Linked DNA regions of Homo sapiens: region 1 is linked to region 2. A link is a loop called in an ENCODE intact Hi-C map of the cell type or tissue named here. Cell type or tissue: OCI-LY7. All regions are shown on one strand. Links, peaks and the distances in the headings refer to the core of each region. The heading gives the core; the rest is flanking DNA.

Region 1 (16,046 bases), core at 8,588-11,087, 50 kb before region 2:
TTTTGTATGAAGTATGAAAGCAAACACACATATTTTCAAGCATGCAAGGTCTCCAAAAATTTATTTCTCATCTATATTTTATTCAGGAAGCTACTGGGGGATATGTGTCACCAAAATAAGGACATAAGCCAAGAAGGAGGAAAATATGGGATGAGGCGATACAATGGGAGAAAAAGGTAAAGGGGATCTCTAGAAGGTGATGAGGAGAGGTCAGAAGACAGCTCTGCACCAGGAGTAGTAGCAAATGACAGAAACCGAATGCAAACTAGTTTAAGCAAAATAAAAATATTGGCTTGGCATGATGGCTCACGCCTATAATCCCAGCACTTTGAGCGGCCAAGGTGGGTGGATCACTTGGCGCCAGGAGTTCGAGACCAGCCTGGTCAACATGGCTGATACGGTTTGGCTGTGTCCCCACCCAGAATCTCTTCTTGAATTGTAATCCCTATAATCCCCACGTGTCAAAGGCAGGACCAGTTGGAGGTAATTAGATCACGGGGCAGTTTCCCCATGCTATTCTCATGATAGTGAGTCTCATGAGATCTGATGGTTTTATAAGCATCTGACATTTCCCCTGCTTGCACTCACTCCATCCTGCCGCCCTGTGAAGGAGGTGCCTGCTCCTCCTTTGCCTGCCATGATTGTAAGTTTCCTGAGGCCTCCCAAGCAATGTGGAACTGTGAGTCAATTAAACCTCTTTCCTTTATAAAGGGTATTTCTTCACAGCAATGTGAGAACGGAATAATACAATGGTGGAACCCCGTCTCTACTAAAAATACAAAGATTAGACAGGCATGGTGGCACACACCTGTGATCCCAGCTTCTCGGGAGGCTGAGGCATGAGAATGGCTTGAACCTGGGAGTGGAGGTTACAGTGAGCCAAGATAGCGCCACCGCACTTCAGCCTGGGTGACAGAGTGAGACTGTGTCTCAAAAAATATATATATTTAAAATATATATATATATATATATATATATACAAAATGTTGATATGTGTGGTGGGGTAGGTGAAGGAGTTTGTGCAAACTGAAAAGTCCAAGATTCAGGTTTTCAAATGCTGTTGTCAAGTTTGTCTCTCTTTCGGCTGTTTTCCTGTATTTAGGCTCTTTGTGTGGCAGCAAGAGGGACTCTGGAAGCTCAGGTTTACCTGCTAGTTTATGCATAAGATAACAACAGGGCCAGGTATGGTGGCTCGCACCTATAATCCCAACACTTTGGGAGGCTGAGGCAGGAGGATTGCTTGAGCTCAGGAGTTCCAGACCAGCCTGTGCAACATGGTGAGACCCCCATCTCTACCAAAACTACAAAAAATTTTAAAAATTAGCCAGGTAAGGTGGCCTGTGCCTGTAGTCCCAGCTACTAGGGAGGCTGACGTGGGAGGATCCCTTGAGCCCAGGAGGTTAGAGGCTAGCATTGAGCTGTGATCATGCCACTGGAGGACTCTAGCCTGGTCAATAGAGCACGAGCCTGTCTCAAAAAATACAGAAAGAAAAACAAAAGCATCATGATAACGTCACGATAACACTTTCCTGATGACGCTCATGAAACTCCCAGGGCAGATTCTAACAGGCCCAGCTTGGGTCATGTGTCCATCCCACAACCAATCATTGGTAAGGGAGATGGAATATTCTGATTGGCCAGGCAAGGTCAAGTCCCCAGCCCCAGGGCTATGATCCAAAGACAATGATATCACCTGCAAAGGTCTGATGAGCACTTTGTAATTGGTAAAGTGTGCAAATGTAACAATTATCACCTGTCCATAGCAGATTAGACCGTATATTAGAAGGAAAGAGAGTCTGTATTAAGTAAGCTCTACCCTTACAGCAAAGAGAAGTAGAAGTGGATAACAGGGAGACTGACAGGAAAAACTATACAAATTCCACATAGAAGTGCAGCATTCTGGGACATTTGCTGTAGAAAAAAATGGTTCTACAAACTTTATTATATAACATTGTTATCACCATGATCTATTTAGAAAAGGTTTGGGGGTTTTTTGTTTTGGTTTTGGGTTTTTTTGGTTGTTTTTGTTTGTTTGTTTGTTTTGAGACAGGGTCGCACTGTGTCACGCAGGCTGAAGTGCAATGGTGCAGTCACGGCTCATTGCAGCCTCAACCTACCTGGGCTCAAGCAATCCTCCCACCTCAGCGTCCCGGGTAGCTCTGACTACAGGTATGTGCCGCAACATCCAGCTAGTTTTTAATTTTTTTGTGGAGACTGAGTCTTGCTATGTTGCCCAGACTGGTTTCAAGCTCCTGAGTTCAAGTGATCCTCCAACCTCAGCCTCCCAAAGTGCTGGGATTACAGGTGTGAGGCGGAAAAGTGTAATATACATTTTAAAATTCATGTCTGGAGAAGTCATCCTTGTCTGTGTGTTTAACTTGTCTATCCAGAATGACTTTTTCCAAAGTTGCCAGGTAGCTGGTGATTTAATAGGGACCCTGTCCTAGTGGAGAGTCAATCTCATTCAGAAGATGATGTAGGTTTATTACAGGACAGCAAACAGTGAAAACTAAATTGGCCATTTATACATTAAGTTCTATATACTAATTATGTTTTCAGTTCCACACTCCAAAACAGAATATCGAATTGGGTGGGTCCCTTAAAGTAGGGCAATTCTCATGTTTACATGTTAAGCTTGCTTGGCCAGAACTTGCTACCCTAAAAATATACTCACTCTACTCACATGTAGGATGTAAACACATCCCTCTTTGCAGATCTGTGTTTAATCTCTTGGGTTCTCTTTAGCAATTTCCTCATTAGTAAGTTGTGTGTTGGTGGAAAGTGCTCCCAGCAGCAAAAACACAAGCAGGTGCATAACATGTGGATTATCATGCTGATAGCACTTATCCCAGAAGATGACACATCTCACCCTTTTTCCATTTTACAAACAGCTCTGACATTAGATCCACCTGTTACTTCAGGACATTTCAGGAGCTTTTCCTCAGAAAGTCCAATCTCCTCCCCAGCTGATCTGCTTCTCATCCCATTAGCAATGTCACCACACTTTATGCCGTGTGCGATCATATCCTTCCCCAAGTTATGACTATATCGTAGGGAGAAGAAAAGAGAAGAGAGAAGGAGAAGGCAAAGGAGAGAATAATTAATTCATAGTTCATTTATTAACTTCCTAGGCTTTGATTACTTGCCTGAATCCATTTTCTTCATATTTGGGCTGTACAGTAACCTGATTCTTTTGTTTTCTTCTGAGACAGGATCTTGCTCTGTCGCCCAACCTGGAGTGCTGTGGCACCATCTCGGTTCATTGCAACCTTGACCTCCGCAGGCTCAGGTGATCCTCCCCACTCAGCCTCCTGGGTAGCTGGGACCACAGGTGCACACCACCATGCCTGGCTAATTTTTGTATTTTTTGAGACAGAGTCTCACTGTGTTGCCCAGGCTGGTCTTGAACTCCTGGGCTCAAGCAATCCTCCTGCCTTGGCCTCCCAAAGTGCTGGGATTATAGGCGTGAGCCACCATGGCCAGCCTCAATTAATCTTTATATTCTCATTTCCCAGTATATTCTTCATCCTTCTTCATCTGCTTATCCTCAAAACCTCAGCTCAAAGCCATAAGGCCTTAAGTCTGTTTCCCTCATTAGAACATAAGTTCAACCTGGCAGGGTGGCTCACACCTGTAATCCCAGCACTTTGGGAGGCCCAGGCGGGAAAATTGCTTGAGCCCAGGAGTTTGATACCAGCCTGGACAACATGGGAAAACCCCACCTCTACAAAAAATACAAAAATTAGCCAGGCATGTTGGTGTGCACCTGTGATCCCAGATACTCAAGAGGCTAAGATGGGAGGATCACTTGAGCCAGCAAGGTGGAGACTGCAATGAACTAAGATCATGCCACTGAACTCCAGCTTGGGTGACAGAATGAGACCCTGTCTCAGAAAAAGACAAAAAGAAAAAGAAAAAAAAAGAAAATCTATCACTCTTCCATCTTTTCCCTGTACCTATAATTTATTCATTCAGCAAATATGTATGGATTGCCTACTCTATGTCAGGCAGTGTGTGGCTGAATGGTTCTCCTGTTATAATAATAATGATAATAACTTAAAAGAGAATAATGTTTATCAAGGCCAGCCTGAGCAACATAAGGAGACCCCATCCCTACAAAAAATAAAATTAAGTTAAAAAAAATCAGGGCTGGGCAAGGTGGCTCACGCCTGTAATCCTAGCACTTTGGGAGGCCAAGGCAGGCAAATTGCCTGAGCTCAGGAGTTCAAGACCAGCCTGGTCAACATGGCAAAACCTCGTCTCTACTAAAAATACGAAAAATTAGCAGGACGTGGTGGCATGCCCTTGTAATCCCAGCTACTCAGGAGGCTGAGGCATGAGAATCGCTTGAACCCGGGAAGCAGAGGCTACAGTGAGTCGAGATAGTGCCACTGCACTCTAGCCTGGGTGACAAAGCGAGACTCTGTCTCCAAAAATAAATAAATGAATAAAAATAATTATTTTTGTTGAGACGGTCTCACTCTGTTGCCCAGGCTGGAGTGCAGTGGTGCCATCTTGCCTCACTGCAGCCTCAACTTCCTGGGATCAAGTGATCCGCCCCAGCCTCCCGAGTAGCTGGGAATACAGGTGCATGCTATCCTGCCCAGCTAATTTTTGTACTTTTTGTATACTCTGGGTTTCACCATGTTGACCAGGCTGGTCTCGAACTTAGCTTAAGCGATCCACCCACCTCAGACTCCCAAAGTGCTGGGATTATAGGCGTGAGCCACCGTGCCTGGCCAAATTAAGTTAAATCAAATTAAAATTTTTAAAAAAGAATGTCACAGAAATGGAATCATACAGTGATTAACTTTTTTCACATGCTGTATATAAATTCACAATCCATTTTGAATTAATTTTTGTGTAAGATGTGAAGTTTAGGCCGGGTGCAGTGGCTCACGCCTGTAATCCCAGCACTTTGGGAGTCTGAGGTGGGTGGATGGATCGCTTAAGCTAAGTTCAAAACCAGCCTGGTCAACATGGTGAAACCCCATCTCCTCTAAAAATACAAAAAATTAGCCGGGCATGGTGGTGTGCACCTGTAATCCCAGCTACTCAGGAGGCTAAAGCAGGAGAATCACTGGAACCCAAGAGGTGGAGGTTGCAGTGAGCCAAGATTTCACCACTGTACTCCAGCCTGGGCAACAAAAGCAAAACTCTGTCTCAAAAAAAAAAAAAAGTGACATTTAGGTCAAGGTTCTTTTTTTTTTTCTTTTGCCTATGGATGTCCAATTTCTACAGGGCTATTCATTGAAAAGACTATTCTTCCTCCATTGAATTGCTTTTGCTCCTTTGTCAAAAATCAATTTCTGGCTTGTTCCATTGACCTGTGTATCTGTCACTACTCCATACTGTTTAAATTACTATATCTTTACAGTGAGTCTGTAGCAATACAGTAAATCTTAACATCAGACAGAATGATTGCTTCCAGATTATTCTTCTGTTTCCAAATTGTTTTAGCTATTCTAGCTCCTTCGACTTTCTGTATAAATTTTAGAATAAGCTTGTCTTCACTTACAGAAAATCTTGCTGGACTCTTCAATTTTAATAATTTTAAAGTTTTCTTCATTTCATTTATTTAATGTGTATTAGCTTTTAAAATGATTTATTCTATTGTATGTCACACAGATGGTCAGAAGACACCAAATTTCCTATGTTTCTAAGAGGTAGGGCAAGCCCTCTTTTGTCATGGTAGTCATCAAATAATTCCATACGTTATCTTTACAAGTGTTCCTTAAACCTCACAGCAACCCTAAGAGGAATATACTAGTAGTCTCTCTGTTTTACAGATGAGGAAACTGAGGCATGGATAGATTACATAACATGTCCAGTGTCTCATAGCTAGAAAGTGGCAGAGTTGGGATTTGAACCAAAGCAATCTGGTTCCAGAACACATACTGTTATCCTCTGTGCTATGCTGTTCTGTTTGAATATAGTTATCTCATCCAAGAAATTTTTATTCAGTGCCTATTATGTGCCAAGGACTGTTCTAGGTGCTGTGTGTTCTAGGTGTCCTATGGCACCCATGAGTAAAATAAAAATAAAATAAAGCAGTGATTAAGACAAAATCCCAGCTCCCATGGAGCTTCTATTGTAAAGGGGGAGAATTTACTGTATTAATGCAATAATTATTGTTTTGTTGAAGTATTATTTTATTATTTGATTTATATTGAGAACACAGACACTTTAAATATAGGAGCTGGGATCTTACCCAAAAGATATGCTTATTCACTGGATATAAATACTCACCATAATTCTACCAATCTTCTGGAGACTGAAAAATCCCTCAGTTGGGAGATAGATAAAACCATCTTGGGCCGGGCGTGGTGGCTCATGGCTGTAATCCCAGCATTTTGGGAGGCGGAGGCGGGCGGATCACGAGGTTAGGAGATCAAGACCATCCTGCTAACACAGTGAAACCCCGTCTCTACTAAAAACACAAAAAAATTAGCTGAGCCTGGTGGCACGCGCTGGTAGTCCCAGCTACTCAGGAGGCTGAGGCAGGACAATCGCTTGAACCCAGGAGGCAGAGGTTGCCACGAGCCAAGATCACACCATTGCACTCCAGCCTGGGTGACAGAGTGAAACTCTCTCAAAACAAACAAACAAACAAACAAACAAACAAACAAAAAACCATCTTGACTTCAAACACCATAGATTAGTTTTAACTATTTTAGAACTTTAGATAAAATTATACGGTATATTTTCCTTTCTGACTTCTTTTGCTCAACATTATGTTGGTAAGATTCACACATTTGTCGCATGTAGTTGTAGTTTGTTCATTCTTGTTGTGCTGTTCCATTGAGTGAAATAACCTAGTTTATCCATTCTATTGCATGTGGAGATAGAGATTGTCTCCAATGGCCGGGCGCGGTGGCTCACGCCTGTAATCCCAGCATTCTGGGAGGCCGAGGTGGGTGGATCACTTGAGGCCAGGCGTTCGAGACCAGCCTGGCCAACATGGTGAAACCCCGTCTCCACTAAAAATACAAAAATTAGCCGGGCATGATGGTGCATGCTTGTAATCCCAGCTACTCAGGAGGCTGAGGCAGGTGGATGACTTGAACCCGGGAGGTGGAGGTTGCGGTGAGCCGAGATAGTGCCACTGCACTCCAGCCCAGGTGACAGAGCTAGACTCTCTCTCAAAAAACAAACAAACAAAAAATATGATTGTCTCTTTTTGACTTACAAATGTTATATATTTTAATAAAAATATATTAAAATACATTATAATATATTAAAATATATTATAATAAAAATAATATTAATATTAATATTTGACTTACAAATATAAATAGTATATGATTATGGTCAGTTTTAATACGGCCAAACAATTTTCTAAAGTCATACCATTGTTTCATACTGCTTTCAAAAATGTTCTTTTGTTTTCCCTTATATTTAGCAAAATATTTTGTTGAGGACTCCAACTCATTTCATCTACAAACAAAAGTTTAAAAATCTATGCTTAGACCAAAGGGATGGAAAAAGAACAGCAAAGACACAGGAAACCTGAGGGAGGAGGAAACTGGGACAGATTCAGGACTGTTTGGCCAGCCAGTTCTTCCTGTAAGATATTCTCTTTCAAGAGCTAAGCTTTGGGGGTTCTAATTCTGTTTTAATAAAACACAGTGTTCCTTTACATAGTTGAACTGAATTGTTTTCCAACAAATATGAATTAAATTGCCTCATTATTTATTTAGGTTAAACAATTAAACTGTAAGCTTAAGAGGAAAGGGACCTTGTACATTCTTCAACATTATAGCCTCAGACATAACAGATGCTCAATAAATGTTTGGATAAATGAATGAATAAATAAATGAATCAGTTTCCTAAAACTTAGCAACTATCTATCATGACCTGATGTAGCATAGTTGGTTCATTATGCTGTGTCTCAAATTCAATGATCCAGGCCTTTCTCCTGAGTCTACCCCAAATACCATGAGACTATATTGGAGCTCTCTTGGGATTATACATGGAGGATCAATAGGCTGGACAACCCCACTCCCTCAGACAGTCAGCCTGGCACTGCCCTTATAGAGATCCTGGTCAAACAGTAGACATAGGCCAAGCACGGTGGCTCAAGCCTGTAATCCCAGCACTTTGGGAGGCCGAGTTGGGAGGATCACTTGAGGCCAGGAGTTTGAGACCAGCCTGGGCAACATGGTGAGACCTCATTTCCATTAAAAATAAAAAATTTAGCCATGCATGGTGTCATGCACCTGCACTTCCCAGCTATTCATGAGGCTGAAGCGGGATGATTTCTTGAGCCTGAGAAGTCAAGGCTACAGTAAGCTGTGATTAGCCTGGGCGACAGAGCGAGACCCTGTCTCAAAAAAAAAAAAAAAAAAGAGATAATTTATGAAAGAATATGTACACACACTCAGAATGATGCATGTGGCTTAACTGTTTACAAGTGTGAATAAATGGCTCATTTACATAGAGTATCACATTTAATCCTCTCAAAGCCCTAAGGGGCTTGTTATTATAATCTTCATTTTATAAATGAGGCAGTTCAGAGAAATGAGGTGAGTTGTTAAAGGTCACAACCAGTAATTGTTAAAGCCTCAATTTAAACTTAGGTCTGTCTAGAGCCTGAGATTTTAAGAATTATGTGTGCATAAATAATTTAAAAATTAAATTTTCTTTGGCTCTCAAGGACATGTATTTTTGCATCTGATTTCAATTAAGCTAAATACATTTGGTGCCGACTAGGTACCGAAGACATTTATATAACTTAAGATAATATCACAATGTATTTACCTTCTCTAAGCACTCCTTCAGCTTCCCTGATTAGGAGGCGGCTGGGCCTTGAAAGAAAACTTCCTTTCTGATGTACGGAACAGAGGACTAGGAGCCTGCGTGAGTAGGTCTTAGGGTGAAGGAAGCCTTTTCAGAAGGGGAGATGAGGGAGAGAGGAAAATGAATTGGCAGGAAAAAGGCAGAAAAGGTATATTTCAAGAGGGAAGTCTGAAAATTATTTCCATCAGAGCTTTCTGTGACTTGTTTTAATGATAGCCATCCAGGCTTTTTATTTTATTTATTTATTTTATTTTATTTTGAGATGGAGTCTCACTCTGTTGCCCAGGCTGGAGTAGAATGGCGCGATCTCAGCTCACTGCAACCTCCGCCTCCTGGGTTCAAGCGATTCTCCTGCCTCAGTCTCCTGAGTAGCTGGGACTACAGGCGCCCACTACCACACCCGGCTAATTTTTGTGGTTTTTTTAGTAGAGACAGGGTTTCACTATATTGGCCAGGCTGGTCTCAAACTCCTGAACTTGTGATCCACCCATCTCGGCCTCCCAAAGTGCTGCGATTACAGGCATGAGCCACCGCGCCTGGCCAGCCATCCAGTTCTTGAAGGCCAAAGAAAGCATAATAAACCTGAAGATTCTTGGCAGATCCTGGCATTGCTGGACTGCAGGGTGCATAAACACCCTGGGTGACAGATGACGTGGCCGGCCATCTCAGGCCCATCCCTGTGCACTGGGTCTGGACGGTGCCAGCTCCTTGGCAACACTGCAGGCTGTTATGACCCTGTGCCAGGGCGGGGGAGGGGCCGAGCACCAGGTGACGTGGCAACACCGCAGTCAAAGGAAAGCCATGCTAAGAGGCCACTGCCCCGCAGTCCTGTGACAGGCAAGGGGAATGCAGGAATATTGGGGAAGAGGGGAGGGGTGGAGGGGAAGGATCATTGTTGCACGGCTCTAGCAAGAAAGAAAATCTAAAATTCTGCTTCATGGCTCAGCTCCCAGCACAGCTAATGCTTGGAATGGACCAGTTGCCTGGACAGTTTCAATTATTTGTCATAAGCAGCTCAGGCCTTGGTGTGCAGATTTCCTTTGCCCCTCAGTTTCAGATAGCCCACTGTGGCCCCTGCTCATGATTCAGACTGAAATAGCTGCCTGTTTTGCATGCCAGTTAAGCCTGCATTTCAGTTCTTGTTTCTTTGAAAGGACCTGTCAGGGAAGCAGTATGAAATGTCAGGTTCCGGTTTGGTATTCCCCCTCTACCTTCAACCTTGTAGCTTGACTTTTGTGGGATTCCCACTCATGCTCAGAGTCCCCTCATGCGAATAGGCTTATCTAATTCACAAGTAGCTCGGTGATGTGATGATGCCTGGCCCTGTGAAATCATATTTTTTCACCTTACATCACCTTCCATGGACTGGCTGGAATTCAGATTAGTTAGCCATCCCATTCTTGCTTGGACATGCTTATTAAAGATAGAGGATATTGGCCAGGCGCAGTGGCTCATGCCTGTAACCCCAGCCCTTTAGGAGGCTGAGGCAGGTGAATCATCCAAGGTCAGGAGTTCAAGACCAGCCTGGCCAACGTGGTGAAACTCCGTCTCTACTAAAAATACAAAAAATTAGCCGGGTGTGGTGGCACGCACCTGTATTCCCAGCTACTCGGGAGGCTGAGGCAGGAGAATTGCTTGAACCCAGGAGGCAGAGGTTGCAGGGAGCCGAGATCGTGCCACTGCCCTCCAGCCTGGGCAACAGAGTGGGACTCCATCTCAAAAAAAAAAAAAGGCATTATCAATTATCAAGGAATTATCAATTTCTTCCTACAAAATAACTGAGGAGTCCTACATAGATCTTTACAATTGTCTGTGTAGAAGTTCAAACTCCTGAAAGTTGGCTAGTCCTTGTTCATATCTACCCCATACCTGTGTTAATACCGTTTACATTTACTCTTTCAGACACAGGGGAACAAGGTCCTGAGCAAAGGAGGACTTGGTATGAACAAGTGGGTTTGGTGCCGCCATTGCTTCTGGCTTGGGTCTCTGCAACTTTGGTGGAGCTTCCAAGAGCTCCATGTGGGGACGGAGCATTAGATGGTTGACAACATCTGTGGTCTGCAGGAGCCACTATGCGGAGGGCCCAGGGAAGAATTTGCCATTTTCAATGAAAAACACGTGGCAGTTACTAATTATGATGACTTTGTACTGGGATCGGGATCTGCGGCACCCTTCTTTAAAGTAAAACACCAACTGCTTAAGAAATAAGAATGTTTTAGTTTATCCATTGAACAGACATGAAGAGTGTTTCAAGAGATGCAATCCCTTTGAAAAATGGATCAAACTCTTGAACTCATGTAGCATACTAGATATGTTTGTGAATAAACTCATGACATGAAAAATCAGTCAATCAATTTAGCCTTGGACATAAATAGATAATGGCTTCTCATTCCCCGTTTACAGTGGCCCCTCCTTCTCTTGTCTTTTCCAAATACAAGACCGCTTAGATCTTTATCATCATCCTGAGGAGCTGATATTCAAGATTATATGTAAGACATGGGGAACTTGAACTCAGAGGGGTTTTTTTGTGTTTGTGTGTGTGTGTGTGTGTGTGTGTGTGTGTGTGTGTGTGTGACAAGGTCTCACTGCTGCCCAGACTGAGTGCTGTGGCACAGTCACAGCTCACTGTAGCATCAACCTCCTGGGCTCAAGCGATCCTCCTACCTCAGCCTCCTGAGTAGCTGGGACCACAGGTATGCACCAGTATGCTCGGCTAATATTTTTATATTTTGTAGAGACAGGGCTTTGCCATGTTGTCCAGACTGGTCTTGAATTCCTGGACACAAGTAATCTTCCTGTCTTGGCCTCCCAAAGTGCTGGGATTACAGGTGTGAGCCACCGTGCCCAGCCAGAATTGGAGATTTTTAAATACAGAAATTCTCAAGTGCTTTGCCCAGGAAGGGCTACATTTGTCAACTTTTCTGGCTGCTGGAGCAGGTCAGAGAGGGCTAATATTCCTGTCAGAGGTGGTAGATTTCCTCTGACCCCATTTGTTCATCTCTACACTTTCTGAAGAAAAGTCCCTTTTCAGATGTCTATATATTTTTAAATATTCTCATTATTTAGAAAGCTCCTTTCTTTATGTTCTGAGTGAATTACTCCCATGTGTTAAGAGTTGGGAAGTGATAGGAAAGGTAGGGTCCAAGGAAAGTAGTCAAAATTGATCAAGGACCCAGCTGAAAGATAAATGAAGTTGAACAGTTCACAAAAGAGGAAATATATTGGGCTAAAAGACACGTGGGAAAATGTTCAACTTCACTAATAACAAAAGAAATGCAAATTTTAAGAACCAGGTACCGTTTCATCTATAAAATTTGCAAAAGTTAAAAATGTGTGGCCTGGCGCAGTGGCTCATGCCTATAATTCCAGCACTTTGGGAGGCCAAGGTGGGTGGATCATGAGGTCAGGAGTTCGAGACCAGCCTGGCCAAAGTGGTGAAACTCCGTCTCTACTAAAAATACAAAAAATTAGCTGGGCATGGTGGCAGGCACCTGTAATCCCAGCTACTTGGGAGGCTGAGGCAGAGAATTGCGTGAACCTGGGAGGCGAAGTTTGCAGTGAGCCGAGATTGCACCACTGTGCTCCAGCCTGGGCAACAGAGCAAGACTCCATCTCAAAAAAAAAAAAAAAAAAGGGTTGGGGGTGGTGAGAAAATACCCAGTATTGGCAAGCATGCAGTGTGGTGGCTGTCTTTATGCCCTGCTAGTGGTGGGCTAAATTGATGCCACTTTTAGGGAAACCATCTGGTGATGCGTATCAATCATATTCCTGTTAAATTATCCTAAGAAAGTTATCCAGAACATAACACAAATTTATTCACAATGATGCAGCGTTATTTATAAGAAAAAATGGGAATAACTTAAGTATCAAAAAATATGAGACTGGTTAAATAAATGATAATATATTCTCACAGTAGAACACTAATGCAACTGTTGGGAAAGATGCTTTGTGGGCCAGGTGCGGTGGCTCACACCTGTAATCCCAGTACTTTGGGAGGCCGAGGCGGGCAGATCATGAGGTCAGGAGATTGAGACCATCCTGGCTAACATGGTGAAACCCCGTCTCTACTAAAAATAAAAAAAAATTAGCCAGGTGTGGTGGCGGGTGCCTGCAGTCCCAGCTACTCGGGAGGCTGAGGCAGGAGAATGGCGTGAACCCGGGAGGTGGAGCTTGCAGTGAGCCGAGATCGCGCCACTGTACTCCAGCCTGGTGACAGAGCGAGACTGCACCTCAAAAAAAAAAAAAAAAAAAAGATGCTTTGTTAAGTTTTCTAGTACCACGAGAAAATGCTTTTTTTACAATCCAGGCTGGGGTGCAGTGGTGCAATCTTGGCCTCCCCAGTTCAAATGATTCTTGTGCCTCAGCCTCCCTACTGGGATTACAGGTGTGTGCCAGCACACCCAGCTAATTTTTTAATATTTTTAGTAGAGATGGGTTTTTGCCATGTTAGCCAAGCTGGTCTCGAACTCCTGGCCTCATGTGATCCACCCACCTGGGTCTCCCAAAGTGTTGTGGGCCACTGCGCCTGGCCTATTACAATGTTAATTAAAAGGTGCAAAATACAAAATTGTATTTGCAGTCATCCCTCAGTAGCTGTGGAAGATTGGTTCTAGGACTCCCCCTGTCCCCACAGATACCAAAATCCACAATATACAAGTTCCTTCTTTTTATGTTGTTGCTTTTTTTTTTTTTGAGACAGAGTTTCACTCTTGTCGCCCAGGCTGGAGTGCAGTGGCACGATCTCGGCTCACTGCAACCTCTGCCTCCTGGGTTCAAGCGATTCTCCTGCTTCAGCCTCCTGAGTAGCTGGGATTACAGGCAGGTACCACCACACCCAGCTAATTTTTGTATTTTTGGTAGAGATGGGTTTCACCATGTTGGCCAGGATGGTCTCAAACTGCTGACCTCAGGTGATCCCCCCGCCTCGGTCTCCCAAAGTGCTGGTATTACAGGCGTGAGCCACTGTGCCTGGCCACAAGTTCCTAATATAAAATAATGTAGTATTTGCATGCAACCTACTGACATCCTCCCATATACTTTAAATCATCTCTAGGTTACTTATAATACCTAATGCAATGTAAATGCTATGTGAATAGTAGTTTTACTGTATTGTTTAGGAAATAATGACAGGACAAAAAAACCTGTGCATGTTCAGTACAAATGCAGCCATCCTTTCCTTTTTCAAATATTTTCAATCTGTAGTTGGTTGAATCCCAGGATGCAGAACTCACAGTTACAAAGAGCTGACTGTACATTCTAATCTCAGTTATGTTAAAAAATAAAACGTAGAAACAAGAAAGGGATAAAACATATTAATTCGTTAACAATGGTTGTCTTGAAATAATTGGTAATTTTTTTCTTCTTCCCTTTTCCTCTTATTTATCTGTAATAATAATATACTGTCTTTAGAATAAAAATTGTATTTAGGCAGGATGCAGTGGCTCATGCCTATAATCTCAGCACTTTAGGAGGTCGAGGCAGGAGGATTGCTTGAGCTCAGGAGTTTGAAACGGGCCTGGGTAGCATAGTGAGACTCTATCTCTACAAAAAATTTAAATTATTTATTTATCTGTGAGACAGAGTCTCACTTTGTCGCCCAGGCTGGAGTGCAGTGGCACAATCTCGGCTCACTGCAAACTCTGCCTCCTGGGGCTCAAACAATTCTCCTGCCTCAGCCTCCCTAGTAGCTGGGATTACAGGTGCACACCACTGCGCTCAGGTAATTTTTGTATTTTTAGTAGAGAGGAGGTTTCACCATGTTGGTTGGGCTGGTCTTGAACTCCTGACCTCAAATGATCTTCCCGCCTCAACCTCCCAAAGTACTGAGATTATAGGCATGAGCCACCATGCCTGGCAAAATTTTTAAAAATGTTTTAAATTTTATTGAAAAATCATGAGCAGCTACAGTAATCAAGTCTGTATGGTACTGTATGGAACAGACCAGAAAGTTCAGAAATAAACTGTTAGCTTTATGGTCAATTGATTTTCAAAAAGGGTGCTCAGACAATTCAGTGAGGAAAAAAATCATCTTTTCAATAAATTGTGCTGGGACAACTGGATATCTACATGCAAAAGAAGAAAGTTGGACCCCTTCTTTACACCACATACAAAAACTAACTAAAGTGGATCATAGACCTAAATGTAAAAGCTAAAACTATGAAATTTTTAGAAGAAAACGAGAGTAAATCTTTATGATCTTAAGTCAGAGAAAGTCTTCTTAGATATGACACCAAAAACCCAAACAACAACAAAAATAAATTGGACATCATCAAAATTAAATACTTTTGTGCTTCAAAAGACAGAAACAAGAAAGTGAAAAAACTCACAGAATATGAGAAAATATTTGCAAACCATATATCTGATAAGGGACTTGTATCCAAAATAAATAAAGAGCTCTAACAACTCAACAATAAAAAGATAAATGATCCAATTGAAAAATGGGCAAAAGTCCGGTCTCAGTGACTCAGGCCTGTAATCCCAGCCCTTTGGGAGGCCAAGGCGGGTGGATCACCTGAGGTTGGGAGTTTGAGACCACCCTGACCAACATGGTGAAACCCTATCTCTACTAAAGCTACAAAATTGGCTGGGCGTGGTGGCACATGCCCGTAATCCCAGCTCGTTGGGAGGCTGAGGTAGGAGAGTCGCTTGAACCCAGGAGGCAGAGGTTGTGGTGATCCGAGCTCACCATTCCACTCCAGCCTGAGCAACAAGAGCGAAACTCCGTCTCAAAAAAAAAAAAAAGAAAGAAAGAAAGAAAGAAAAGAAAGAAAAAAAAATGGGGAAAGATTTGAATAGAAATTTCTGCAAAGAAGATATATAAATATTGCTGCCGTAACAAATGTAGTGGCTTAACCCAATACCACTTTATTATCTTACAGTTCTGGAAGTCAGGAGCTCAACATGGGTAGAAATGGAAAGTGACTGCTAATGAGTATAGGGCTCCTTTTTGGGGTGAGGAAAATATCCTAAAATTAATTGTAGTGATTTTTTTGGTAGAGACAATGTTTCATCATGTTGCCCAGGCTGGTCTCAAACTTCTGGGCTCAAGTGATCTGCCTGCTTCCGTGGTTGCACAGCTCTGTAAATAAACTAAAAAACCGTTTTGTATGTACCCCATCTTGGGTTGTTTGGGATTTTCTTGTTTGTTTGTTGTTTTGTTTTGTTTTTGTTTTATTTTGTTTTGTTTTGTGACAGGGTCTCACTTTGTCACCCAGGCACATACAGGCTGGAGTGCAGTGGTACCATCA
Region 2 (16,046 bases), core at 8,103-10,602:
AGGAGAGGAGGAAGAAGCAGGGGAGCAGGAACTGACACTGACTTAGCACCTCGATCTGGTATCCCATTTCTCCAATAACAGTGACAAGCCAGAAAATTTGTCTTGTGTGTAGGTAGGAAAGGTAGTTGATTAAGGGTGGTGATTTGAGAGATGCGGGAGGTTTTTATCCCCATCTTTTTTTTTTTTTTTTGAGATGGAGTCTTTGCTCTGTCACCCAGGCTGGAGTGCAGTGGCGCGATCTCAGCTCACTGCAAGCTCCGCCTCCCAGGTTCACACCATTCTCCTGCCTCAGCCTCCCAAGTAGCTGGGACTACAGGCGCCCGCCACCACGCCCGGCTAATTTTTTGTATTTTTAGTAGAGACGGGGTTTCACCGTGTTAGCCAGGATGGTCTCGATCTCCTGACCTTGTAATCCACCCGCCTTGGCCTCCCAAAGTGCTGGGATTACAGGCATGAACCACTGCGCCCGGCCTTTTTTAAAAAAAATTTCTAGAGGCAGGGTCTCGCTATATTGCCCAGACTGGACTCTAGCTCCTGGGCTTAAGCCATCCTTCCCCACTCAGCCTCCCAGGCAGTTTAGACTACAGGTACACCCATCATTTAAATGTTGCATAGAGGCTGAGTGCAGTGGCTCACACCTATAATCCCAGCACTTTGGGAGGCCAAGGCAGGCAGATTGCCTGAGGTCAGGAGTTCGAGACCAACCTAGCCAACATGGTGAAACCCCGTCTCTACTAAAAACACACACAAAAAATTACCCAGGCATGGTGGTGGGCACCTGTAATCCCAGCTACTCAGGAGGCTGAAGCAGGAGAATTACTTGAACCTGGGAGGCGGAGGTTGCAGTGAGCTGAGGTCACGCCACTGCACTCCATCCTGGGTAACAGAGTGAGACTCCGTCTCAAAAAAACCAAAAACAAAAAATTAGCCGGGCGTGGTGGCAGGTGCCTGTAATCCCAGCTACTCAGGAGGCTGAAGCAGGATAATTACTTGAACCCAGGAGGTGGAGGTTGCAGTGAGTCGAGATTGCACCATTGCACTCCAGCCTGGGCAACGAGAGTGAAACTCTGTCTCAGAAATAAAGAAAATAAAAACTAAACGTTGCACAGATCATACAGCAGAGTAATTAAAAATGCAGAGATCTGGCCGAGTTTGGTGGCTCACGCCTGTAATCCCAGCACTTTAGGAGGCCAAGATGGTGCCATTGCACTCCAGCCTGGGCAACGAGAGTGAAACTCCGTCTCAAAAAAAACAAAAATGCAGAGATCTCTTAAAACAAAGAACCAGTGAGAGAGTTTATATCCCAGCTCTGCCACCGACCACCAATATTAACAAATTATTTAACCTAAAACTCAATTTCTCTACTTGCAAAGTATGCCATTTAACAGAGCCAACCTGTTATAGCCTAGAGGTGAAATATACAATGGTTTGAGCCAGACTGGCTGGTTCAGATCCCAGTTCTGCTACTTATTGGCTGCATGACTTTGGGCAAGTTACTTAACCTCTTTTTGCCTCAATTTCATCACTTTTTTTTTTTTTTTTTTGAGATGGATACTCACTCTGTCGCTAGGCTGGATTGCAGTGGTGCAATCTCGGCTCACTGCAAGCTCCGCCTCCCAGGTTCACACCATTCTCCTGCCTCAGCCTCCCGAGTAGCTGGGACTACAGGCTTGCGCCACCATGCCCAGCTAATTTTTATATTTTTAGTAGAGATGGGGTTTCGTCATGTTGGCCAGGCTGGTCTTGAACTCCTGACCTCAGGCGATCTGCCCACCTTGGCCTCCCAAAGTGCTGGGACTACAGGTGTGAGCCGCCGTGCCTGGCCCATCACTAATTAAATGGTGACACTACAGTAATAACAATTTCCTCAGAAGATTATTGTGAGGATTAAATGAATTCATATAGTTCCCTAACCTCTGAACCTTGGGGTGCCCAGGGCCACAATCCTTAATCCCTTCTCTGCCTACACTCACTTCCTTGGCTTTAAATACCATTTAGGGTCAGGCACAGTGGCTCACACCTGTAATCCCAGCACTTTGGAAGGCCGAGGCAGGTGGATCATGAGGTCAGGAGTTCAAAACCAACCTGGCCAAGATGATGAAACCCCATCTCTACTAAAAATACAAAAATTAGCTGGGTGTGGTGGCGGATGCCTGTAATCTCAGCTACTCGGAGGCTGAGGCAGAGAATTGCTTGAATACGGGAGGTGGAGGTTGCAGTGAGCAGAGATTGCACCACTGCACTCCAGCCTGGGTGACAGAGCAAGACTCCATCTCAAAAATAAAATAAAATAAAATAAAATAAAATTAAACTTGCTTTAAAAAATACCATTTATATATCAGCCATTTCCAAATTTATATCTTGAGTTCATTCCTCTGCTCTGAACTCTTTATTGGAATATATCAGCCTGCCTGATGGACACGTCCACATGGATACAAAGTAGATATCTTTAGACTAACATTCCCAAAACTGAACTTTTGTTTCTTTTTTTTTGATACAAGGTCTCTGTCACCCAGGCTGGAGTGCAGTGTCGCAATCATGGCTCTCTGCAGCCTCTACTTCCAGACTCAAGTGATCCTCCCACCTCAGCCTCCCAAGTAGCTCGGACTACAGGTGCATAACACCACACCAGACTAATTTTTTACATTTTGTAGAGACGGGGGTCTTCCTATGTTCCCCAGGCTGGTCTTGAACTCCTGGGCTTAAGCAATCCTCCTGCCTCAGCCTCCCAAAGTGCTGGCATTACAGGTGTCAGCCACCATGCCCAGCCCAAAACTGAACTCTTGATCTCTGTCCCTATCCCTGGTGGTCTAGTGATCAGGAAAAAAATTAATTAAAATAAAAAGATCTCCACCCCTAAACCTGCTCTTTCCAAGGTCTTCCTTATCTCATTAACTATCTCAGTTAATGGCAACTCCCTCCTTTAGTTGCTCAGGCCAAAGTCCTCGGAGTCATCCATCCATCCATCCAAAGGCCTTGGCTTTACCTTCAAAAGATACTTAAAAGATACTTGGAATACCCTTTCTCAGCACTGCACCGTAACTGCACTGGTCCAAGTCACAATCGCCTCTTAGTTGGATTAATGAAACAGGTTCTTGGTTTCCCTGCTTCCAAGTATACTCTCCTATGGTCTCTACTCAACATAGCATCCAGAGTGAGCCTATTTATACAGAAGTTGCATTATGTTACTCCTGCCCCGAACCCTTCAATACTTCCCAATTTAGAGTAAAAGCCAAAGTCTCTGCCAGAGCCTATAAGGTCTTCCATACTCTGGCCTCAACTTCTCTGCTGTCATCTTTACACAACCCTTTGCTTACTTGCCTCCTTGCAAGTTCCCGCCCCTGAGAATCTTCATACTTGCTCATTGTTCTGCCTGGAACACTTTTACACCAAGATATCCTCATGGCTCATGTTCTTAACACCTTCAGGTCTTCACTTAAAAGTCCCCCTGGGCCAGGTGCAGTGGTTCATGCTTGTAATCCCAGCACTTTGGGAGGACGAGGTGGAAGGATCACTTGAACCCAAGGGTTCGAGACCAGCCTGGGCAACATGATGAAACCCTGTCTCTACAAAAAATACAAAAATTAACTGGGCATGCTGGTGCATGGCTGTAGTCTCAGCTACTCAGGAGTATGAGGTGGGAGGATCACTTGAGCCCGGTAAGTTGAGGCTGCAGCAAGCTGAGACTGTGCTGCTGCACTCCAGCCTGGGCAATGGAGTGAGACCCTGATCAAAAAAAACCCAAAAAGTCCCCTTGGAAATGTTAGGTCTTTCCTGACAGTTCCAGCCCTCTCTATCCTCTGTTTCTGGGTCACCTTTTTAAAAAAACACATGTGCCCCATCTATATACTATTTAACCAACGTATTCTTTCTTTCTTTATTTTTTTGGAGACAGGGTATCACTCTGTTGCCCAGGCTGGAGTGTAGTGGCGTGATTTTGGCTCACTGCAACCTCCACCTTTTGGGCTCAAGTCGTCCTCCCACCTCAGCCTCCTGAGTAGCTGGGACTACAGGTGCACGCCACCAAGCCTGGCTAATTTTTATAATTTTTTTTAGTGGCAGGGTCTTGCCGTGTTGTCCAGGCTGGTCTCGAATCCTGAACCCAAGTGATCTGCCCACCTCAGCCACCCAAAGTGCTGTGATTATAGGCATGAGCCATGGCGCCCAGCCAATCTAACTAATGTATTATTTAATTTACTTATTTATTTTGTTTATTGTCTGTCTTTCCCCACTAGAAAGTAAGCTCCATGAAGACTTGAAGATAGGAATCCTTTCTGTTTTTTTCACTGCTATGTCCTCAGAGCCTAGACCACAACCTGGCACATAGTAGGTTCTTCATAATAATTGTTCATTAAATATAATAAATACATGTTAACTCTAATTATTATCTTGACATTTTGGAAACAGTAAGAGGCAGAAATTTTAAACATTGACATTTCGTGCTGAAAACCTCCAAACAATATTTTTAAGAACATGCTAAATGAAAATGTAGCTCTGCCTACTCTGCCTATGAAGTAGCCATTCTTTTATTCCTTTACTTTCTTTTTTTTTTCAAGACAGAGTCTTGCTCTGTCACCCAGGCTGGATTGCAGTGCTGCAATCTTGGCTCACTGCAACCTCCACCTCCTGAGTTCAAGAGATTCTCCTGCCTCAGCCTCCAGAGTAGCTGAGATTACAGGTGCCTGCCACCACGCCTGGCTAATTTTTGTATTTTTGGTAGAGACAGGGTTTCACCATGTTGGCCAGGCTAGTCTCAAACTCCTGACCTCAAATGACCCACCAGCCTCAGCCTCCCAAAGTGCTGGAATTACAGGTGTGAGCCACCGCACTCAGCCTATTCCTTTACTTTCTTAATAAACTTCTTTCACTTTACTCTATGGACTTGCTCTAAATTATTTCTTGTGCGAGGTCCAAGAACCCTCTCTTGAGGTCTGGATTGGGACCCCTTTCCAGTAACGTCTTCCTGGCTAACCATGAGGGGATTATACTGGGGAGACCCCAACCCAAAGGAAATAGACTTCAGCACTAATTGGCTGACTTTGGAGTCAAGAAAACTTTTATTTTGAGCTATTGACAGCTTCTAACAATTGAGTAAACACCTGTGAACAAAATTTGGAGCATATTTGTTTTTCTTTCTGATTTTGTCAGAATTTGGACACTATTTGTGAGTATTCTTAACTTATGGCAATATGGTTATTTGCATAAGTGCAATAAGAACATTTTCTTTTGCAACAGGACACAATTGGAGAAACTGGTTATTTTACCAAGGCTTTGAATGGAATGATGCGCTTTCCTTTAAGGAATCAAACTTGACTTATAGAGGCAATAAAGCCCCTTGGGAAAACTGGCCATGTGCCTTGTCTGCACAGTCCTTATACAGGGTTTCTGACCTGTGGTAAATAAAGAATGTCACTTTCTGACAGGCCCAGGAGCCCCAAGTTATCTCGGGACCTCAAGAGGAAAGGAATTTATGCAACTCCTATAGGTGTTTGACAGTACAAACCCATGGCTAGGCTTGGCTTTTAAAAAGGTATTATCTGAGATTCTTTTTATGGAAGAAAGTTCCATCAAAGTCAATTATAAAAATCCTATGTGAAAAATAATTATTCTTGCTGCACTTTATACAAATGATCAGACTGAATATAATAAAGCAAATTGGTCTTACCGTGATTTTTCTTTAGTAAAAACGGGAGACTGGAGAAAAAAAAATATGTTTCAGTAACTGTGGTACACCTGTTACTAGATTCTAGTCTTATCAGTTGTTTTTGAGCTTGTTTTCTGCAATTTAGACTCACCTGCTTATTGCTGTGAACCAATCAGTGATCTCTGACTGCAGCTCAGATGAAACAAGAGGGATGAGTAATGTAAAAATCCGGATCAATATTCTAATTCTAGGCACATATTGGAATCAGCTAGCAACCCACATCCACTTGGTTTCCAACAATTGCCCAGTTCATGGAAAGCCCAGGCTGCAGGGCAATGGCACGATCTCGGCTTACCGCAACCTCCGTCTCCCAGGTTTAAGTGATTCTCCTCCCTCAACCTCCCAAGTAGCTGGGATAGCAGGCATGCGCCACCAGGCCCAGCTAATTTTGTATTTTTAGTAGAGACGGGGTTTCTCCATGTTGGTAGGGCTGGTCTCAAACTCCCGACCTCAGGTGATCCGCCCGCCTTGGCCTCCCAAAGTGCTGGGGTTACAGGTGTGAGCCACCACGCCCAGCTGGAAAGCCTTCTTATTTAGTTTACTTGGGATAATTTTGTAGGAGGATCACTTGAGCTCAGGAGTTCAAGGCTGCACTGAGCTATGATCATGCCACTGCACTCCAGCCTGGGTGACAGAGTGAGACCCTGTCTCAAAAAAAAAAAAAACTATATATCTACATATATATATATAATAAAGAAAAAAGATGATGGACAAAGTTATATTAGTTCCCATCACAACATTATGACTGATTTTCCCCACTATTTTCCAATTATATGTAATGTTGATTCTAAAATAAAATAAAATGTTAACTTACTGAAATATGAATAATATATCCTTCATATAAAAAGAAAGCAGGCTGGGCACAGTGGCTCACGCCTATAATCCTAGCACTTTGGGAGGCCAAGGTGGGTGGATCACTTGAGGTCAGGAGTTCAAGACTAGCCTGGCAAACATGGTGAAACCCCATCTCTACTTAAAAATACATAAAATTAGCTGGGCGTGGTGGCGTAAGCCTGTAATCCCAACTACTTGGGAGGCTGAGGCAGGAGAATTGCTTGAACCTGGTAGGCGGAGGTTGCAGTGAGCTGAGATCGTACCACTGCACTCCAGCCTGGGTGACAGAGAGAGATTCCATCTCAAAAAAAGAAAGAAAAAGAAAGCAAAACTGGCCAGGTGTGGTGGCTCATGCCTGTAATCCCAGCAGTTTGGGAGACCAAGGCAGGCAGATCATGAGGTCAAGAGATTGAGACCATCCTGGCCAACATGGTGAAACCCTGTCTTTACTAAAAAAAAAAAAAAAAAAAAAAAAAATTAGCTGGGCATGGTGACACGCATTTGTAGACCTACCTACTCTGGAGGCTGAGGAGGAGAATCCCTTAAACCTGGGAGGCAGAGGTCACAGTGAGCCGAGATCTCGCCACTGGACTCTAGCCTGGTGACAGAGCAAAACTTGTCTCAAAAAAAAAAAAAAAAAGAAAGAAAGCAAAACTATACATTTTCCTTTTTTTACAATTTTTTTTCATGCTTCACTCTGTCACAATCAGGGCTCACTGCAGTCTTGAACACCTGGGCTCAAGCAATTGTCCCACCTCAGCCTCACAAGTAGCTGGCTGGGACTACAGGTGTGCGTCACTATGCCCAGCTAATTTGTTTGTTTGGTTTCTTTTTTTAGTAGAGACCGGTCTTCCTATGTTGCCCAAGCTGGTCTCAAATTCCTGGGCTCAAGTAATCCTCCTGCCTTGTCTTGCTAAAGTGCTGGGATTATAGAAGTGAGCCACCACACCTGGCCAACTTTATCTTTTGTATAGTGCATAGAACAGTCCCCACCAAAGGGCTTCTACTGCAAAGTCATTTACAAAAACAATGGGTAAATATTATTTTTTAATTTAGGCCAGGCGAGGTGGTTCACACCTGTATTCCCAGCACTTTAGGAGGCCGAGGCGGGCCGATCACCTGAGATCGGGAGTTTGAGACCAGCCTGACCAACATGGAGAAACCCCATCTCTACTAAAAATACAAAATTAGTTGGGTGTAGTGGCACATGCCTGTAATCCCAGCTACTGGGGAGGCTGAGGCAGGAGAATCGCTTGAACTGGGGAGGCGGAGGCTGCAGTGAGCCGAGATCGTGCCATTGCACTCCAGCCTGGGCAACAAGAGCGAAACTCTATCTCAAAAAAAAAAATAATAATAACAATTATTAAATTTAAAAATATTTTAACTTAAAAATATTATGTAATTAGATTTTTTTTTAATGCTGGAAGAAGCTTTCATTAACAGTTACAAGCCAGGCACAGTGGCTCATGCCTGTAATCCCAGCACTTTGGGAGGCCGAGTCGGGTGGATCACTTGATGTCAGGAGTTTGAGACCAGCCTGACCAACATGGTGAAACCCTGTATCTACTAAAAATACAAAAAAATTAGCCAGGCATGGTGGCGGGCACCTGTAATCCCAGCTACCTGCGAGGCCGACGCAAAAGAATTGCTTGAACCGGGATGGCGCCACTGCACTCCAGCTTGGGCAACAGAGTGAGACTCTGTCTCAAAAAAAAAAAAAATTGGTTACAGATTACACCTTGTTTTCTTTAAAGCCTTTAAAGAAAGTGTAATCTGTAACTATTAATAAAAGCTTCCCAAACAACGAAACTGTTTACTTTCCCGCGCAGGCTCAGGTTGCCTCCAGCTAAACACAAATGTGGGGGCTGGAGAAAGGCCTGGAGAGCTCCCAGCGCCCTCTGAGACATGGCTCCAGGTCACACAGCCCAAAGCCTTGGCCTGTTTTGTACGTGGACGGGGCAAAGAGAACACCCTCGCCGCTTCTCTCTGCCTTTAGCAGGGCTGTAGGAAACCCCCACCAGAGACCTCCAGCTTGGAGAGGAAAGAGTGGAACAGCCCTCTGGAAGCAAGTTACCCACAGGTTTAGTTTGCCTGGAGAGAAACAGGCCGGAGAGAGACTGCGGCCTCCCTAGGGTCTTCTGACGGCAAATTCCTCCAGCTCAGTGGCTGCTGGGCAGCAGCACAGCCGGTTTCTCTCAAGGGCACACCCCACACACCGCGTCACTGTGCACTAGCCTCAGATGACAGACAAGCCTTTCACAAGACTTTTGTGGCACTGTTCATTTCTGAGACCTTCTCTATGATGAGCTCAAACTGCTTACCTCAGAGAAGAAACTGCGTGCACAGAAAGCTGCTGAGGCCAGCTTGGGGCCCCTTCTTTCCTGTCCCTGGGCACTTCCCTGGCTGCTCTCTTTCCCCACTGCCCAGCCCAAGGAGTCCCCTCTGCAGCTGACCCGGGTTCAGCCTCCAGAACAGCGAGTTCCACAGCCCTGAAGCCTGGCCATCGTCCCTTTTCTGGACACTGGACTGGTTCATAGGGCTCAGTGCCCTGCGGCTTTCTCCTCCCCACCACAGGCCTGGGAGGGGCAAGAAGCACCAGTTTGTTTTCTGGGTCAGCCTGCAGCAAAGAGCGACTGCCCTCACCGACAAGCTGAGCCTCTCTCCCAGCAGCACCCCCACAGTAGCCAGCAGGGGACCCTGGAGGATCGTGGAGCTGGATCACCACCCAGAAGACATGAATTCCTCTTGTCCAGAGGCAGAACAACAGCAACAGCAGCCACTTATGCTCCTGTAGTTTCCAGAGCACCTTGCTTAATCGGAAGTAGGATGTTACACTCCAGAGACTACTGATTTACATATCACACATGTGCTCATCCATCCATTCACCAAACCTCTGTTGACTGCTCGCGCTGCCCTGCGTTCCTGGCACTGTGCAGGGTTATAATCTAGTAGGAAAGACCTGACAAGGTCACAGATGTCAGTACTGAAAGGAAGAGTAGGGTAGATGGCCACCCCACCCCCACCCCAACCTCAAAAAAGAGACTAAAAAATTACTGTCACTTGTGTAATTCATCAACAAACTTTACTGAGCACCTAATAGGCACTGAGTGTTTTCGTGTATTGATCACGCATTGATCCTCACAATAACCTTTGAGATGGGTTGTGCCATTTACACAGGGCGAAGAAGAGAGACTGGCCACTGTCACACAGCTACTGATATCCAAGCTGAGATCCAAAGCTCCTCTGCTTCTCCTGATGAGAATGAGCACCACAGGCAGGCCACAGAAAAACACCCAGGAGAGCCAAACTCAGACCCACCCCAGATTTCCCACCCCACCCTCCACTGGCTCCAACCTCACTCCCTCTTCATTCATTCAGCCAGTCTGTCAAACACAGTTATTGTACTCCTGTGGGGTGCAAAGCTCTTGAGGAAAGGGGAGGAAGGAAGAATCATAAATGGCTTTGTCACCCAAAGGCTGTGATATGGGCTTAGTGCGGAAATTAGAGTATCACTTATCAGCGTTGGGGCTGCCAGGGTTCAAAAAATACAGGTTAAGGGTGCCCGATCTCACCTTTGCGTTGTGGGTGGCCGGGGCGCAACGGTTTAACCTTGAATTTAGCAGGAGTCTCTTTGTACGAGAAAAGGGGCACCTGAGAATGGGCCCTTGAGGAGTAATTTAGGCTTTTCGGTCAATCCAGAGGAATATTATGGGAAAGGGCCGCGCCCGAATTCCCAGGAACTGGAGAAATCTTTAAGCAGAGGGGGTGGAGGGCACCAAAAAGAGGGAACGCTACTGGGGTTCAACTGGCTGGAGGACAGTGCACCCCCAATGGGGGAACCAAGAAATAAATTTGGGAAAAAACAGTAGACAATCTATAAAATTTTTTTTTTTTTTTTTTGAGACGGAGTCTCGCTCTGTCACCCAGGCTGGAGTGCAGTGGCGCGATCTCGGCTCACTGCAATCTCTGCCTCCTGGGTTCAAGCAATTCTCCTGCCTCAGCCTCCTGAGTAGCTGGGACTACAGGCATGCACCACCATGCCTGGCTAATTATTGTATTTTTAGTAGAGACGGGGGTTTCACCATGTTGGCCAGGCTGGTCTCGATCTCTTGACCTCGTGATCCGCCCACCTCGGCCTCCCAAAGTGCTGGGATTACAAGCATGAGCCACCGCGCCCGGCTGACATTCTATAAATATTTATATCTGGGAAACAAAAGCGGGGAATTGGGGCCAGGTTACAGAGGACATAAACTGTGGCACCAGGGTTGGCACTTGCTTCTCTGTTCACAAGAGCCGTTGGCGGGATTTCCCATTGTCCCCCTTGGGTAGGTAAGGCCAGGTGGCTGCTCCATCTCTGCCACCTCCAGCGCCGGTCCCACTGTGTCAGCAGCCCTGTCCCCTACTGCTGTGTCATCAATTACTCTCAGGTGCCTGGCCCCCACCCAGTGGCCCCCACCTTGCAGCCCCGAAGGCTTCCTTCCTGGGGCAGCAGGGCCGAGTCATTTGGAAACCTCTCTCGGAGGAGCTCCGTGATCAAGGTGCAGATGCGGCAGGTGGGCCGGCCTCAATCATGTCTCCAATTGCGACGGTGAATGCGGTGAGGAGTTTCGTTGGCCCATCACCTCTGCCTTGGGCCTGGCTCACTTTCACTGCTGAGTTAGTTCCACGGCCGCCTTTGATGATGCCGCTTCAGCATCTTTTTTCTTCGGCGTTTCCTGCTCCTTTGTTTTCAAGGTCACTCTGTCCTGCCTGCCCCACTCTGGGCCACCCAAGGCCAAGCCTCTAAGCTCCGCGTTGCTGACCACAGTTCTTCACACTAGCCTCACTGCGAGGCTCCGTCCAGACTGAACATGGGGAAGATGAACCTTTCACCATTTGATGTCTTGAGCTTCTCCTCTAGAACAAGCAGGCTAGCTGCCCTGCTCAGGGCCGGCTCATCTCTTTCTCCCTGGAGGACAGAGCTCTGGGCCCTGAGTCAGAACTAGCTGGGGTTCCTCACTAACTGGGTAGACTTATATGATGCATGAGACCTATAGACTCTTACTTAGTTTTCTCAGAAATAACATAGGCCAAGAACGCCTGCTTGCCTGTCTCCACAGGCTGGGATGAGGCCCTTATGAGACCAAGAATGGGAGAGGGCTTCATAAACTGTAAATTAATCTGGGAGCATTACAGTCATGGTTATTAGTTTACAGAGATTGAGTTCACGTTGTTATTTGCTCTCTTAGCACCCTGTTCTTTTTCTTCATAGCACTTTCACATTTTCTAATGATATTATAAGTTATTATTATTACTAAGCACGTAGTTTATGGGTCTAATGCCTCCCTCCTCACCAGGGTATAAGCTACCGCAGAGTGGAAGCCATGCTTCATTTTGTTTCTCATCACTCTGCCAGCACCTGGTTCAGAGCCTGTAATGTTGTGGGGGTTTAAGGAATACTAACGATAAACTGGTGAGTTATTTGAGGACCCACGACCATCCTCGCAAGAGACTTTTGTTAGGCCAGTCTGTCTTGTCCACTGCTGAAGCCTGGCATTTGGTAAGCCATTCATACCTGTTTTTTGGAAGTTGAGATGAATACACCTTAGCCGGGTGTGGTGTCTCACACCTGTTATCCCAGCACTTTGGGAGGCCGAGGACGATGGATCACCTGAGGTCAGGAGTTCGAGACTAGCCTGGCCAACATGGTGAAACCCCATCTCCACTAAAAAAAAATACAAAAATTAGCCAGGCATGTTAGCCCACCTGTAGTCCCAGCTACTCGGGAGACTGAGGCAGGGGAATCGCTTGAACCCAGGAGGCAGAGGTTACAGTGAGCCAAGATCTTGCCACTGCACTCTAACCTGGGTGAGGAGAGCGAGACTCCATCAAAAAAAAAAAAGAGAAAGAAAGAAAGGAAGAGAAAGAAAGAAAGAGAAAGAAAGAAAAGAAAGAAAGAGAAAGGAAAAGAAAGAAAGAAAAGGAAAGAAAGAAGAAAGAAAGAAAGAAAAAAGAAAAGAAAAGAAAGGAATGAAAACACCTTAAACACCACCAGCTTCATCGTGAAGTTCTGTTGCTGAAGTCCCTGCCATGTGTCTCAGTTGCCCCCTCTGCCATCCAAATGCCCAGACAGGCTCTCTGGGCCTCTCAGTATCCACCCTCATTGCCTTCTCCCACATCTTCCTCTGCTCCAGTCCAGACAAACTGCTCACCATCCCTTCCCCAAGATGTGCATTTACCGCCTGCGGACCTCCTTCCCTCAAAGTCCTGCCTGAAGTTCCTTCCTTTTTGACCTCCCTTTAAAAAGCATGAGTGGGCCTGACGCAGAGGTGCATGCCTGACATCCCCGTGCTTTAGGAGGCTGAGGAAGGAAGTTTAAGGCCAGGAGTTCGAGACCAGCCTGGGCAACATAGCAAGACCTTATCTCTACAAAAAAAAATTAAAAATTAGCCTGGCATGGTACACACTTATAGTCCCAGCTGCTCAGGAGGCTGAGGTGGAAGGATCACTTGAGTTCAGGAGTTTGAGACTACAGTGAGCGACAATTATGCCACTGCACTCCAGCCTGTGTGACAGAGCAAGACCTTGTCTCTAAAAAAAAAAAAAAAGCATGAGTGTGTGTGTGTGTGTGTGTGTGTGTGTGTGTGTATGAGAGAGAGAGATAGCACTTTGGACCTATGGAGGATTTCTATTTGGAAAGAAAAAGGCTTTTACATACAAGATATTATTTAATAGCAAAATTGGCCATGCAGGTATTTTACAATTGTACATATTAGGAAACTAATGCTCAGAGAAGTTATATTTGTAATTTTCAAACTGGGGATTGTGACTTATGTGTGGACCCATGAAAGCAGTGTGATTCATTGACCGCTATTAAAAATAGAAAGAGGGTCGGGCATGGTGGCTCACGTCTATAATCTCAACACTTTGTGAGGCCAAGGTGGGAGGATGGCTTAAGCCCAGGAGTTCCAGACCAGCCTAAGCAACATAACAAGACCCCATCTCTACAGTAAATTTAAAAGTTAGTTTGGTGTGGTGATGCACACCTGTAGTCCCAGCTACTCAGGAGGCTAAGGTGGGAGGATCACTTAAGCCTGGGAGGTGGAGGCTGCAGTGAGCCATGATTGTGCCACTGCACTGCAGCCTGGGTGACATAGAGAGACCCCATCTCTACAAAAAAGGGAAGAAAGAAAGAGTGAGAGAAAGAAAGAGGGAACGAAAGGAAGGAGGAAAGGAGGGAAGGAGGAAGAGTAGAAAATATGAGTATGCTACCCATACTAAGCAGTGTTTACAAAACTTACTGTGTATTTGTGTGTATATGTTCATCACACATGTCCAACTAGCTTGTGATATAAAATATATTTCTTCCTATGGGTCATGATCAAAGTGACAGGATTACATGACATGCTGAAAGCTAACTAGTAGAGCTCATGCATTACTTATTAGAGTAGAGCTGAGACCGACCAGAGAGATAGAGGTGCAACCTGTCAGAGCCCGGGAGGCACCACAGAAATCTCAACGGTGCCAGGGTGGGGCCCAGGGAGGCCGGTGTTCTGGGAAAACCAACTGTTGTGTGCTGGTTGTATGAAGTGCTGTGTTGTTGTGGGTTGTGTGCTGGTTGTATGAGGTGCTGTGTTCTTCCTGTTGTGTGTTGTGTGCTGGTTGTATGAAGTGCTGTGTTGTTGTGGGTTGTGTGCCGGTTGTATGAGGTGCTGTGTTCTTCCTGTTGTGTGTTGTGTGCTGGTTGTATGAGGTGCTGTGTTGTTGTTGTAGGTTGTGTGCCGGTTGTATGAGGTGCTGTGTCGTTGCTGTGGGTTGTGTGCTGGTTGTATGAGGTGCTGTGTTCTTCCTGTTGTGGGTTGTGTGCTGGTTGTATGAGGTGCTGTGTCGTTGTTTTGGGTTGTGTGCTGGTTGTATGAGGTGCTGTGTTGTTGCTGTGGGTTGTGTGCTGGTTGTATGAGGTGCTGTGTCATTGTTGTTGATTGTGTGTTGGTTGTATGAGGTGCTGTGTTGCTCTGGAGAGACGTCAACTATGGCACCCTTTGTGTGGAGGGACTGAAGGCCCTGCTGGGTGGTTGGGAGCTCCAGGTTGGAAAACAAGCTGTGTGGGGACGAGTTTACCAATTGGTATATGGCTGTGTACCAGTCCTACGTGGCCTAGAGCGGTGGTTCTAGGAGTGTAGTTCTCAGGCCAGCAGCATAGCGTCACCTGGACACTCTTAGAAATGCACATTATCAGGTCCCACCCCAGACCTCCCGAATCAGACACTCTCGTGGTGGGGCCTGGCAACCTGGAGGTAACAAGCCCTCCTGGTGACTCTGAGGCATAAAGTGTGAGGAGCACTCCCCTGGGGATGCCTGTTTGGCATTCTGTGTTTGGCGTGTCTTTGCGCAAGCAGGCAGGGTCTGGTCTCAGAGCGGCCTTGCTGGGAAGCAGACATGCTGGGCCTCCAGTGCAGCGTTTCTTCTGTCACCCACTCAGCCTTACAGCCTACCCAGCGCATGCGCCCACAGCACTTAGGTGCGAAGGAATGCTGCACGTTTCCCCCATTCCCTGTGCCTTCCACACTGCTGACTCCACCCACACTACCTTAGCAACACGGTAGAGTTTTGCATATTCTTTGAAAATGTGCCCAGTTGCATGTGAATATGAGCATGCCAACTTGCATGATGTGTCTGTTTTGCCTTCTCTGTTAGACAAGGTGCTCCTCCATCAGAATCTCGCCTCTGGCTGCCGCAGTACTCAGTATACAAACACCTGATCCAAGCACCAGACTCACTCTAACCCTGGCCACACAACCTGCCCCAGGCCGACGTTCCCAAGCTCATTTGTGGCCCCCATGACCTTGTGGTAACCTTGATGTGCCTACCCAGCACCTGCAGCCCATTTCCTCCCTGCAGGACTCTACCTGTTTCCTAACGAGAGGGGAGCTGTGCGTGGGTGCAGGCTGCCGGCAATGACAGCCTTTACCACCCCACTTCCTGTGTTGACTTGTAATGGGGTGTTGGGTCCCTGCTGTCTGAGTGAGCTGTGAACATTCATGCTACTTCCCATTACTGTCTGAAGCTTGGTTTCCACATCTGCAGTGTGGTAATAAAAATACCCAACACTTTGCCGGACGCGGTGGCTCATGCCTGTGATCCCAGCACTTTGGGAGACCAAGGCAGGTGGATCACCTGAGGTCAGGAGATCGAGACCATCCTGGCCAACATGGTGAAACCCCGTCTCTACTAAAAATACAAAAAATTAGCTGGGCGTGGCGGCACGTGCCTATAATCCCAGCTACTCGGGAGGCTGAGGCAGGAGAATTGCTTGAACCAGGGAGTCGGAGGTTGCAGTGAGCCGAGATGGTGCCACCACATTCCAGCCTGGCGACAGAGCGAGACTCCGTCTCAAAAACAAAACAAAACAAAAAACCCAACACTCAAAGACTGTTCAGGGAATGAAAAGAAATGATGTGTGAAAAACCTATCATAGTTCATGGCACATAGAAAGTACCTGATGAGGAGCCTGTGCAGGATTTAGCCA

What was found. Peaks named below come from ENCODE experiments on the same cell type or tissue, not always from the same donor. Only the 100,000 strongest peaks of a DNase experiment are listed, where the experiment ranks them.
Region 1: a loop joins it to region 2, with 4 times the contacts of the local background. A loop is called at or near these places in 12 of 110 quality-filtered maps.

Annotation. Positions count from the first base shown.
Region 1 is chr11:118,811,081-118,827,126 of GRCh38, forward strand. It overlaps the pseudogene COX7CP3. Among named protein-coding and RNA genes, the nearest start is that of DDX6, 28 kb to the left of the region's middle. RefSeq lists an enhancer at 9,981-10,060. In OCI-LY7, for the core only: no CTCF peak of the experiment used is centred there; DNase peaks (open chromatin) are centred at 9,551 and 9,931; H3K4me3 peaks cover 1,086 bases; H3K27ac peaks cover 1,302 bases.
Region 2 is chr11:118,861,510-118,877,555 of GRCh38, forward strand. No RefSeq gene overlaps it. Among named protein-coding and RNA genes, the nearest start is that of CXCR5, 14 kb to the right of the region's middle. RefSeq lists silencers at 8,552-8,601, 8,612-8,701 and enhancers at 9,132-9,211, 11,074-11,263. In OCI-LY7, for the core only: CTCF peaks have their summits at 9,194 (motif pointing right) and 9,394; DNase peaks (open chromatin) are centred at 8,762 and 9,412; H3K4me3 peaks cover 1,836 bases; H3K27ac peaks cover 1,922 bases.